2 separate regions of the Homo sapiens genome follow, and region 2 is linked to region 1. A link is an interaction called in ENCODE POLR2A ChIA-PET data of the cell type or tissue named here. Cell type or tissue: CD4-positive, alpha-beta T cell. All regions are shown on one strand. Each heading gives the region's core, and the rest is flanking DNA. Links, peaks and the distances in the headings are about the cores only.

Region 1 (5,754 bases), core at 297-5,296:
AGTCCTTTAATACCTGTTTTTCTCCTTCTCTTATTCCTTTTAGTTTTTCAATTCATACAAAACTGTATCCAAGCCATCGACAATAATGCTATACAACAAATGTTTCTTCTAACAACCCCACAATATCATCCCTTACCACAAAATCTTCCTTCAGCTTAATCTCTCCCACTCTAGGTTCCCACATCACCCCTAATCCCGCTTGAAGCAGCCCTGAGAAACATCTCCCATTATCTCTCCATACCACCCCCAAAAAATTTTCGCTACCCCAACACTTTACAACTATTTCATTTTATTTTTCTTATTAATATAAGAAGACAGGAATGTCAGGCCTCTGAGCCCAAGCTAAGCCATCATATCTCCTGTGACCTGCACATACACATCCAGATGGCTGGTTCCTGCCTTAACTGATGACATTCCACCACAAAAGAAGTGAAAATGACCTGTTCCTGCCTTAACTGATGACATTACCTTGTGAAATTCCTTCTCCTGGCTCATCCTGACTCAAAAGCTCCCCCGCTGAGCACCTTGTGACCCCCCCACCCTTGCCCGCCAGAGAACAACCCCCTTTGACTGTAATTTTCCTTTACCTACCCAAATCCTATAAAATGGCCCCACCCCTATCTCCCTTTGCTGACTCTCTTTTCAGACTCAGCCCGCCTGCACCCAGGTGAAATAAACAGCCTTGTTGCTCACACAAAGCCTGTTTGGTGGTCTCTTCACATGGACACGAGTGAAAGTTACCATGCTTGGTCCTGCTTCCCACTGTTATAATAGGTAGATTGGCAGATAAGAGCAGGACAAGAAAGGGCCCCGAAGAAGATCAGATGATTCCCAGATGACTGTCTTGTGATTGTCAGGTGGGCTCCTCAGGCATTATAAGGTAAGTGGTCACAACTGGGGGAAAAATTCCTGAGAAACAGGAAACATCTTGAGCTTGTGGGCAACAACTACCCAATAAGATCCTAGAAACTGAATCTTATTGGGAACCTTCATAATAAGGGTACCTTCATAACAAGGTACAGCAGACTGGGGGGTTTACACAATGGAAATTGATTTTCTTGTAGCTCCAAAGTCTAAATGTTCAAGATTAAGGTGTCAGCAAGGTTGATTTTTTTCTGAGGTCTCTCTCCTTGGGTGGTAGATGGCTGTGTTTTTGTCTGTGTCTTCACATGGTTTTCAAGTCTTCATGTCCTCACATGTCTTCAAGTGAGGTTGACCTAGGGCCCACTCTGAGGACCTCATTCTAACCTAATTACATCTTTAAGGCCCTATCTACAAATACAGGCACACTCTAAGGTCATCTTCTTCAACATATGAATTGAGAGGCAGGGGCACAATTCAGCTTATAACAGGTGTCATTACTCCCATTTTACTAATGAGGAAACTGAGGTAGCGTATTTTGCCTAAAGTCACACAGTGAGCTGGGATTGGAAACTGGATCTGTCTGAGACCAAAACCCACACCCCACCCTCCAAGCTGTATCGCTCATCCTGAATAAGGCAAAGTCAGGGCAGCCAACCCAACTTGAATCTTTAAAGGGAAAGCTGAGATGGGCCCCAGAGGACAGGAGATAAAGGGAATTGAATGCTGATTGCTGGCAGGGGTGTGGGAGGAGCTGCAGGACAGGCATTATGCAAGCAGAGATGGGAACATGGCTGTGGATTCCGTGTACCTTCTCAGACCAGCTGGTGCATGGTGCACTGATTTAGAGCTCCTTAAACATCCTAGGTGGAGACAGATCTAAAAGAAAGCTGCTCTTCTTGTGTTCCTGTGAGAGAAAGCTGCTTGCTAGCTGGAAAGACAGGGGATACTGTGGAGGGAGAGTGAGAAGAAGCCCAGTTCCTTCCCACATTACAGACCCTACGCTAATACAACAATAGGAGGTCGACCCATTGCTAATTGTTCTGGGAGGAGAAAGAGTGAGCATCACACGAATGTACAGGCACACAAGAGATGTAATAAACACAGTCTAACATATCACCAGCTCCCATACAGGGCTGATTTGCAATTGTAAATCCATTGGTAGCGTGCATGAATGCTAAGAACGTCGGAGTGCCGGGCTGTGAATTTGCCAAGGAAACTGGCGTGCTTTTCTACAAGAGAAGAAGTATATACCCTGTGGAAAATTATTTTTTTTCCTGTGCAATTAGGTCTGTCTCTCCATTTAAATCATTTTTAATAATCTCCTGATCAGTGCTGTATTTTTAACTGTGAATAATATAACTCTACATTTACACTAAACATAAACCATTGAACAAAAAGTATTTTATAAACTGGAACTTACCTTCCCTTAAATAATGGCTCCAAATAAGTGATTTCATGCAAGCAAGACAATCCAATTAAGCTGCTATCTTTGGAGCCGTAGGACTACATTGTTTAGCCCCACAGAGCAGGGATGGCCATACTACATCCATCGGGCCAAGTCCAGCCCATTGTTTTTGTAAATAAAGTTTTATTGGAACAGAACTACATCCATTTGGTTGGGTACTGTCTACAGCTACTTTTGCGTTACAACAGTAGAACTGAGTAGTTGCAGCAGCTATAGTATGGCTGGCAGAGCCTTGTATTTCTAGCTAGCCCTGTACAGAGAAAGTTTGCCCATCCCTGCCTTAGAGCCTTATGTCAGCAGGGTCCCTTCTCCATCCCAGGAAGCTCTTCCAGTGGAATCATACGAGGATGTGTCCAAGGCTCTCTTGAATCTGGTTCTGGTTCTAGTTGGCTCAGAACATCCAGTAACTAATAATGCTGTGACTACCATGGTTTGTTCCTGATGGTGTATTGGACTCAACTATCAACAGCAGTTCATAACTCAGAAGAGTCAGGGAAACCACTATAAAAAGACAAAATTGTAAAACGAGCACATATCCCTGTTGTTGGATGTTGGCACTGGTTCTAGGCCCACTTTGTGTTCAGACCCAGTCCTCGCTTGGGCCTCATTGAGCTCTCTCTCTGGGAGGGTTGACTTTTGCTGGTTCTTCTCCAGGTTTTACACTGGTCAGCTGCTTTCCACCTGAATGTGGCCATTGACAGCCCTGGGCAAGCAACCTGGCAGCAGGTGGAAGGGAGAAGCTAGACTACTTCTCTTCTTTCTCTCTGTCTCTTTGCCTTGGGTATATCTGTGGTAACAGCTTTATTTACTCTCAAGCAGGTTAAGCATTCGTCTAAGACTTTCTATCTAGGAAATGAAAGAGCCGAGACTCCAACTCTGCCATGGCTGTTTTTAAAGGCTCTGTTCTTTGCCACACCTGGTTGTTTTTCAGAGAGTGAGTGACCTCAGAATGCCACCCCCACTTCCTGCCCAGAGGTACCCAGCAAAGGTGAGGTGAAAAGAGCCCTTTAGTAAAATTACCATGGAGGGAGAGTAGAAAGCAAACTAGAGCAGCATGCAGGTTGGAGGCAAGGAGGCAAGTCAAGGTTCTCCAGAGGAACTTCTGGAACAAAGTTAGGACCATCAGTTGCACCCAGGCACATGTATTGTTCTATGCACTGTGCTTCCTTTAGCTTCTAGCTTCCTTGCCAAGATGACCTTCAAAGCATGGTTATCAATGAGGTGGGGCGGGGGGTGATGTCCCCGGGGGTGGGGAAGCAGTTTTGCCCCCAATCCTGAGGATATTTTGCAGTCTGGAGACATTTTTGGTTGTCACATTGGGTGGGTGCTGCTACTAGCACCTAATGGGTGGAGGTCGGGGATACTGCTAAACATCCTGTAATGCCCAGGACAGGCCCCACAGCAAAGGGTTCCATGCATTTGGGCCCCAAATGTCAATAGTGCTGAGGTTGAGCCACTTTCAGATTCAGAGTATTCACCTGACAGCATAAAGTAATTGTGGCCCGGCAAGGTTAATGAAATGAAGATTCCTGGAATAGTCCAGGAAAATATGTCCCCAGTGGAAGATATTCTTCCTCTATGGTTTACATTATGTGCCAGATCCCCTTCTCACACATATGTAAATTATTTGAATCCCTTCTTTTTCAGTAACTTCAAGTGGCTAACCACATTTCATTGTGAATTTCAATACCAGTTTACCTAGGAAAATGTATTCCAGATACATCAAAAGGAGCTGAATGAAAAATATCATGTGTATCCTTTTTATAAGTTTAAAGTCAGATTGTAATGTATTAGCAATAGATAGAATACTTTAGACTTTTCTTTTTTGGTCAAATCATGTTTGATTTGGTTAATCTCAGTTGAACAGGAATTTAACACCAGGTCTTTTAAGTGAAATCATTTCTATATTAATGAGATCCAGAGTGATTCAACTAAAAAAATGATTAAAAAACTAAAGTGTCCCCTTGCTGTTATTCAAATGAATGGAAGGAAAGAGGTGGTATTTTTGAAGCTCACTCTCTCTCTCTCTCTCCCTCTCCCTACCATCTTTTTCCCAGCCTAATTGACTTGGATCTGGCTCATCTTGAGTAGGTTATGTTTTCTTATTGTAACAGCCTTTCCCCAGCAAAATCATTCCCCTCACTAATGAGCTCCATCCTCCTATGATAGGGAGAGAGTTTTAAAAACACCCACTGTTCTCACTCTTTCATTTGAATAGCACCAAAGGGGCACCTTTTCCCATCATTTCTATCAGAGAGATAGGGTTGGATCTCATTAATAAAGAGATGATTTTACTCCAAAGAGCCCTCAGCATTGAGCCCTAACCTAGATTAGAACTTTGTTAAACACTGAGCCCCAGCCATTGAAAGGTCCTCCTGAGCTGTACCCACACCCAGTGTCACCAGAGCCGAGATTTCACCCATTGAAGGAATGGACAGCCAGGGTCAGGCTGTGCCCTCAGTTCCCAAACCTGCAGATCCTATGATGCTCTTTGCCTGACAGGTCTTTCACCTTTAATCAGCTGTATTTCACCTGTATTTCACAGTGGTCTTCTCAGACCTGACCCTTCAAACCCAGGGGCCTTCCACAAGCCATGCAGCTCGGACTGAGATGTAGGGGAAGGACTCCAGCAGAAGGGTTTCCCAGCCCTGTCTTCACTCCCACTCTCTGCTCCCTGTCACCATGCCTTGCCATCGTTCTTCTGGGTCTCAATTTCTATTCCTTCATAGCCCAGTTCACTCCCAAACTCCTGTCTCTGGCCTGCTAATTGCAGCAGACCCTCTGCCCCTGGGGTAATGAGAGGCAGGTTAGATGCATAGCCCAAGACACCAATGGCCCCAGAGAGCCGCTGACTTTGCATGAGTCCTCTCTTAGCCACCCTCATCTTTCAGGTGCCCTGAGAGCTTGGGAGAAAGCAGAGCCTGGTGGTTAGCATGTGGGCTCTACAGTATCCCAATTTGGGTCCAATCTTGCCATTCATGACCTTAGATACATGCCTTATATTGGAAAAGGTTATGTGTTTCTTGTGTTTCTGCACATCTTATGAATAAGGCACTGACTGCTCCTTGTTCAGGTCTATCTGTCTAAAGTTGTTTATAGGATAGTGTTTCCCTCTAGAGGAAAGAGCTAGCAGCCTTACTGTTAATTATAAAACATTTGGGTTTCCTAAGCTCAGAGATCCTCTCTTGTAATACGGGGAATTGCATATGAAGGTGTCACTTGGCTCTCTTTGTGTCATCCTGTGAGAATTGGAGCTTATGGGGAAGGTGCAAGAAATACTGATGCTCTGGCTACTTCTATAACTGTGATTAAAAAACTGTTCTGTATCTCTGACCCAGGAAGCTTGTGTCTTCCGCCAGCATCCATGAAACTGCGACAGGCTCACTTGTTAGCTGTTTCACAGTTCTTGACAACTTGCTTATTTT
Region 2 (5,754 bases), core at 325-5,324, 71 kb before region 1:
GACGCTATTGATCTTTTTAAAAATGGGAGAATTAAAAGCATTGAGGAATAAATGTACCTGCAGTCGGTGGATAAACTAGCCTGAGAGCTTCCTGAGGCCAGAGGTTGGATTTATTTCCTTTGTGTGTCCTTCGTCCCTTGATGGGGTTCAGAGGTCCTAACTAGAATGCAGCAGTAATTTGTTGAAGTGAGTCCCATTCTAATTCCACAGAATTCTAATAATGGCTAGGTTGTGCTTGGAGAGGTGATACAGTCATGTTTCCTCAGTGAGAAGCAGGTGGTACCTGGCCCACCAGCTGCCACTTCTGCTAGCAAGGGACAGACCCTGGATTACAGCAAAAAATTGTTACTATCTCAGAATATTGAACTTGGATGCTAATGCCTCTGTCTCTATCACTAGAAGGACTGTCCAACCAGCAGGACTCTATGTTGGTCCTCTCAGAATCTCTCTACTGAGCAGCGTGCATGGAACAGAAGAAGTATTGAATGGCTGCTGACCTGGACTGGCTGAACTGTATTGGCACCTGCTGTTTTCCTCACCCTTGTAGCCTAGGATCTAACACAGAGCTTGGCACATGGAAGAACCAGATTATTAGTTGTCAAATCAGTGAATAAGTTAGTAGAGGCATGGAATGTGTTAACATTTCCAAGTGTGATCTCATTGGCAGAATTCCCTTTGAACAAGTCTCCTAAGAACTCCCTCTATGGCAAACTGTATGACTCCCTGAAGAAGGATAATGCATATACTCTCATTCCTAGCTTTCTCAAAGGGCAAGACTTCACATTTCCACTGCACACCCAGATGACAGGCATCCCAAAGAAAACACAGAGTTTGTACAGTAAGAAGGGAGAAATATGAGCTAGGAAGGCTAGAAGCATCACAGCCAAGCCGAAGGGAAGTCTTCCTTGGAAGTCCTGCATACCAAGTCAATAGAAGATTCCAGTGCTTTATCCTTCCTTGAGAAACTTCCCACTGATCCTGACATCAACTCACATCCTCCTGCACTACTCTCTTGTAGCATCCTCGCTCCTTTTTTCATGACACCATCTACCTGAATTGACTTTGTGTATATGTATGTGTTTACTTTCATTTATTCACCTAACAAAGACTCAGTTTCAAGTCTCTTTGCTAGGTGTGATGCTAGAGCCTGGTTACTGCCTTTTGTCCTGAACAAAATGCAAAGTCTATAAGCTCAGGGATCATAAGTTTGCCTTGTTCATCAATGCATCCCTATCATCATCTGCTACATGGTGGGTCCTCAGTAAACATGTTGCTGATGAACACATGATGAATGAATGAGTGAATGAGCTGGGCTCTGTGCTAGACACTGGGGATGCAAAAGTGATTCAGCAGCGGCACTTGCCTTACCCTAAAGGGACTCAAACTCTGTGAAGTAGCACTTCTACCTGAACAACAGCACACCGGTCTGCAGCAATGCACCTACTGTCAGTGTAGAGACATGCCATCAATATGCAATGGATGGTGTTTACAAATACTTCCCCCAGAGCTAATGAGCCCGTGGGAGTCAGGGATCATGTCAAACTCATCTCTGAATTCCCTACAACACCTACTCCAGGATACTGTCCCAGTGGGCGCCTTGCAAGTACTGGTGGATTTGACATTTGAATGGAGACTTCCAGCCCACTCCGTGTCAGAATCCCCAGGGCTGAATGTAACAATGTTGACTGAAGAGAGCAACAGGATAATAGGGCAAGAGTAGAGTAGCCATTTATTGAGTTCTTAGTGTGTAGCAGGAATGACTGAACACTGAACAGAGGTGTCATTTATTTCTGACAGTAACCCAAGGGGCTAGATTCTCATGTCCTCATTCTATAGGATCAAACACTTGCCCCGGTTAAGACATGTTTGTTGGGATTACACAGCTGGGTAGTTACAGACCCTGAACCCCAAACCAAGTTGGGCTATGCCTGGAGCTTTTGACCTTCATGTAGCACTCAAAGACATTGGTTCTCTGCACAAACGTAGACAGATGGAGAGATCGCTACACAATGGGGTGACCCGCTGTTGCCGGCACTTGTAAAGCTCCAAATTTTGTCTCATATCTTCATCTCCACATAGTATCTAGGAAGTGCTTTTCAAACAATCCTATTTTCACAATGGTTTGGCATTTGATATAAAACTCCTAGCTCCCTACGGGAATGTTCATGACCCAACTGTGCACTGAAAAAAGGTTATTTATTTTTTTTTTTTTGGTAACAAATTTACAAGGCTTGGCAGAATCCACCTGGAATTTACATGCAGAGAGGAATTCTCATCAAACAGCTAATATTGTGCTTCTGTCAATTATCATTGTACTTGCTTCTATTAGCACTTGATTAAGCTACAGGGACGGAAAGCTTCTCCACACCCCCATATACACCAAGAAGTAAAAAGACAGAAAAAAAAAAAGGAAGGAAAATCAGAAATCACTTGAGCCATTTGGGGCAGGTGCCTTCTATTTCCACAAAGTTACATTTAAATATTGTTTTTCAAATCTACCATCTGCAAATCCAGAAAAATTGGCAGCCCCTAGACTTTCACAGTGGCTTTTTCTTTTGTTCTATCTAATACTAGGAAGTTACTTTGTTAAGATTGGAGTTTATGGTATAAATTGAATTAAGGCACAAATATATACAGTTCATTTTGTCTTTTAGCACTGCCCACTCTTACTTTCTCTTGTGATAAAGAAAACCATTAGCTCCTGTCAGAACCACGAGGAGGGAGATCATTTTTATTGAAATAAGAAGGAAATGATAGTGTCAGGCACTGAGTCCGAGAGATAAAATATTACATCTAATAAACATGCTACATATGGGATTCGACAAGGGGTCCTTGAATTACGGAACAACAGAAGCTTCAGGAAAACAATAACATTAATATCGAAAAATAATCACTAACCCTTTCATCTTGGAGAAACCTGCATTTTAATAAACAGGAGAGAAATTCAGGAATCTCTGAGAAAGCACCTTAATGGTATCCAGTGCATTGGAAGGACTGTCGAAGGTGGACCAGTGGAATGATAGCGGGAATGGATGTTCAAGACAATCGGTAATTAGGGCACGGGAGGTGGGGGCAGCCAGGAGACTTTGTTGAGAAGTAGAAGATACTTCATATGCTGCAGAGAAGCAAATTAAGGCATGGACAGGAGGAGTCTAAATTTGAATGGGTAAAAAGTTTCAAAAGAATAGATCTACAGTGGTTGTCTGGTATGCTGGGTGGACACAATATCTAGGTCTATGTTGGGCTCAGCAGCATATGGTGCCAGGAGTGATGAGTGGCACCTGCTTTAGGGATGGGGTGGGGGTGGAGGCTGAAAGGACAGTGTGTGGTGTTGTTGGCAGAATACTCTGTATTTGCCATTATTTGTTCAAATCACTAGTTCTCAACTGGGGGTTATTTTGATTATGTCTGAAGACACATCTTGGCTATCACACTAAGGGCATGGAGATGCTATTGGCATTTAGTGGGTGGAGTTCAGGGATGCTGTCGCATATCCTACAGTGTCCAGGGCAGACCCCTATGGCAACAAAGAATTACCTAGGCCTAATTGTCAATAGTGCTATGGTTGAAAAACTAGGGTTAAAAGTTGATGTTTTCCATTTCCCAGTGGAGAGTCCACCTGCTCCTCAATGACCCCATATCCAGTGCTCTTTTGAGTACAGTTTCCCTTGGCAGTTTCTGATTTTTCACACCAGGCTCCTAAGTCAGGATTAGTGTTTCTCTGCAGATCTAGATCTTCACTTGGTTTATCAAAGTTTCTAAAAAATAAATTGAGTATTATTATTGACAATATCACAAACTACAACAATGAATGAGCAATTTCAGTAGTTGCCACTTATTGAGTGTCTACATGTTGTCAAGTACAAAGTTCAACACATTCTACATATTATCTTAGATTAAGCAGACATACCTGTAAAGGTATTCTCTTCCCCAAATTATACAGAGAGAAATTTACAGAAAGTTGCCCAAGCTAGTAAGCTACAGAGTCAAGATTCAATACAATTCTGCTGACCTCAAAGCTTGATCTGTTTGGGGCTATCCAAAGGTTTTTTCAGCCCCAGTACTAATGACACTTAGGGCTATGTAATTTTATGCTGTGGTGGTGGTGGGTATTTCCTGTGCACTGTAAAATGTTTAGCAGCATCCATGACCTCTACCCACTAGCTACCACTAGCCACCCTGCCCAGCCCCAGTTATGACAACCAAAATTGTCTCCAGACATTGTTAAATATCCCCTGGAGGGCAAAATTGCCCATGATTGAGGGCCATTCACCTAGGCAATATGTGTTAGAGTTTCAGCACTGAAACCCCACAGACCTTACAGAGATTGTAAATGGTTAACTGTTTGCTATGAAATTAGAAGACAAAGAAATAAATTCTATGTAGTCTTTCCCTTCCTCTGCCATTAGAAATGCATCTGTCTTATTTGTAACATGTGCGAACTTGAGGCTTTTTGGCATAGATTGTTTCCATGAAAACATATTGGGAAAATCCCCTACCTGCCAGATTCAGGCCTCTGCCTGACTTGGCCTGGGTTAAAATATTCTGACTTTCCCCTGGGCTTTTATTCCTGTGAGATGATTAACTGATGCATCTCAAGACAGTGATCATCGTGGTCGTACTAAGCACCTGCTCTGGGACTGGTTCTATACTTCTTATTCAATTTGTATACAATATGATTCTGTCACATAGATACCTTCATTTATATTGTGTAATAAGTGAAGTGGGACTCTGAAATTAGGAAACTGGCTGTAGTCATACCCTGTGAGAGGGTGCTGAGGATTTTGAATCCAAAGTCGATCCCTGCAAAGCCCACGTTGCTTTACCTCCAACCCCCTGGTGCCCATGACATGTTAGTCATATATATTGCTCCTTCCCTCTAATTAAAAAAATAAAGTTTAATCGTTGTTGAAACTAAGTGATTAATGAATAAGAATGTTTATGCTTTCCTCTTTATTTTTACGTATGTTTGAAGATTACAACAATAAAAGATGTTAAAAATTCAACTGCCCACCTCCCCATAGAAAACAAAACCACTCATCTCACGCTTGATTTTAATTTAAGTGCCTAAGTACTGTCTTTCAGTTGCCTGGAGTTTATTTTGAAGCCAAACTTTGAGTTGAATCTCGTAGGGGAGCTCGGTGCTCAGACGGCACAGGGAGCTCTAAGCTTCCTGAAAGTCCTTGGTGGAGAAAATCATCTTCTCCTCTGCCTTCCTGGGACTCCTCCCTTTGCCTCCCCCAGCAGCCTAAACCCCAGCAGAGCAGCGTGGGGTGCTGACTGCCTGGCATTCGGTCTTCCTCATGCTCAATGGCCCAGTTGTCTGTTGCTCAGAAGTGCAGATAACAATGTAATTCAAGCAAAGATTTCAAAAGAGACTCACAGACACGTTGCCTTACACCTTTTTTACCTGCTCACTGTTTAAACTGAGAAAAAGACAGAACTGGGGGACTTCAGCTCCTGAATATTTCACAAGTGTGTCTCTGTTCTGCAACACAGCCAGAGCCACCTTCAGAGAAAAGGTAAGAGGAAAAGTACTGAGATTTCCTGGGGTAAAGGGACCTGAGAAATTCCCTGTTTTCCCCCATGAAAATGAAAGCGATAGCATGAGCTTGGTTTATCAGATGAGAGTTTTGCTATTAATCACCTAAGCATAACTCTCATCTCCACCAGTGTGCTAAAAATAGACATTTTGAATATAAACCACGTCTTTTTAACCTGACAGCTGTTTGGAAGATTAGAAAGCATTGTTTG

What was found. ChIA-PET counts read pairs that join two places held together with the same protein. Peaks named below come from ENCODE experiments on the same cell type or tissue, not always from the same donor. Only the 100,000 strongest peaks of a DNase experiment are listed, where the experiment ranks them.
Region 2: POLR2A ChIA-PET joins it to region 1 with 14 read pairs; 2 of 35 experiments call an interaction of 5 or more read pairs at or near these places.

Annotation. Positions count from the first base shown.
Region 1 is chr14:98,441,773-98,447,526 of GRCh38, reverse strand. No RefSeq gene overlaps it. Among named protein-coding and RNA genes, the nearest start is that of LINC02914, 270 kb to the left of the region's middle. RefSeq lists an enhancer at 1,363-1,864. In CD4-positive, alpha-beta T cell, for the core only: no CTCF peak of the experiment used is centred there; a DNase peak (open chromatin) is centred at 3,276; H3K27ac peaks cover 1,258 bases.
Region 2 is chr14:98,512,567-98,518,320 of GRCh38, reverse strand. No RefSeq gene overlaps it. Among named protein-coding and RNA genes, the nearest start is that of LINC02914, 200 kb to the left of the region's middle. In CD4-positive, alpha-beta T cell, for the core only: no CTCF peak of the experiment used is centred there; no DNase peak of the experiment used is centred there; H3K4me3 peaks cover 133 bases.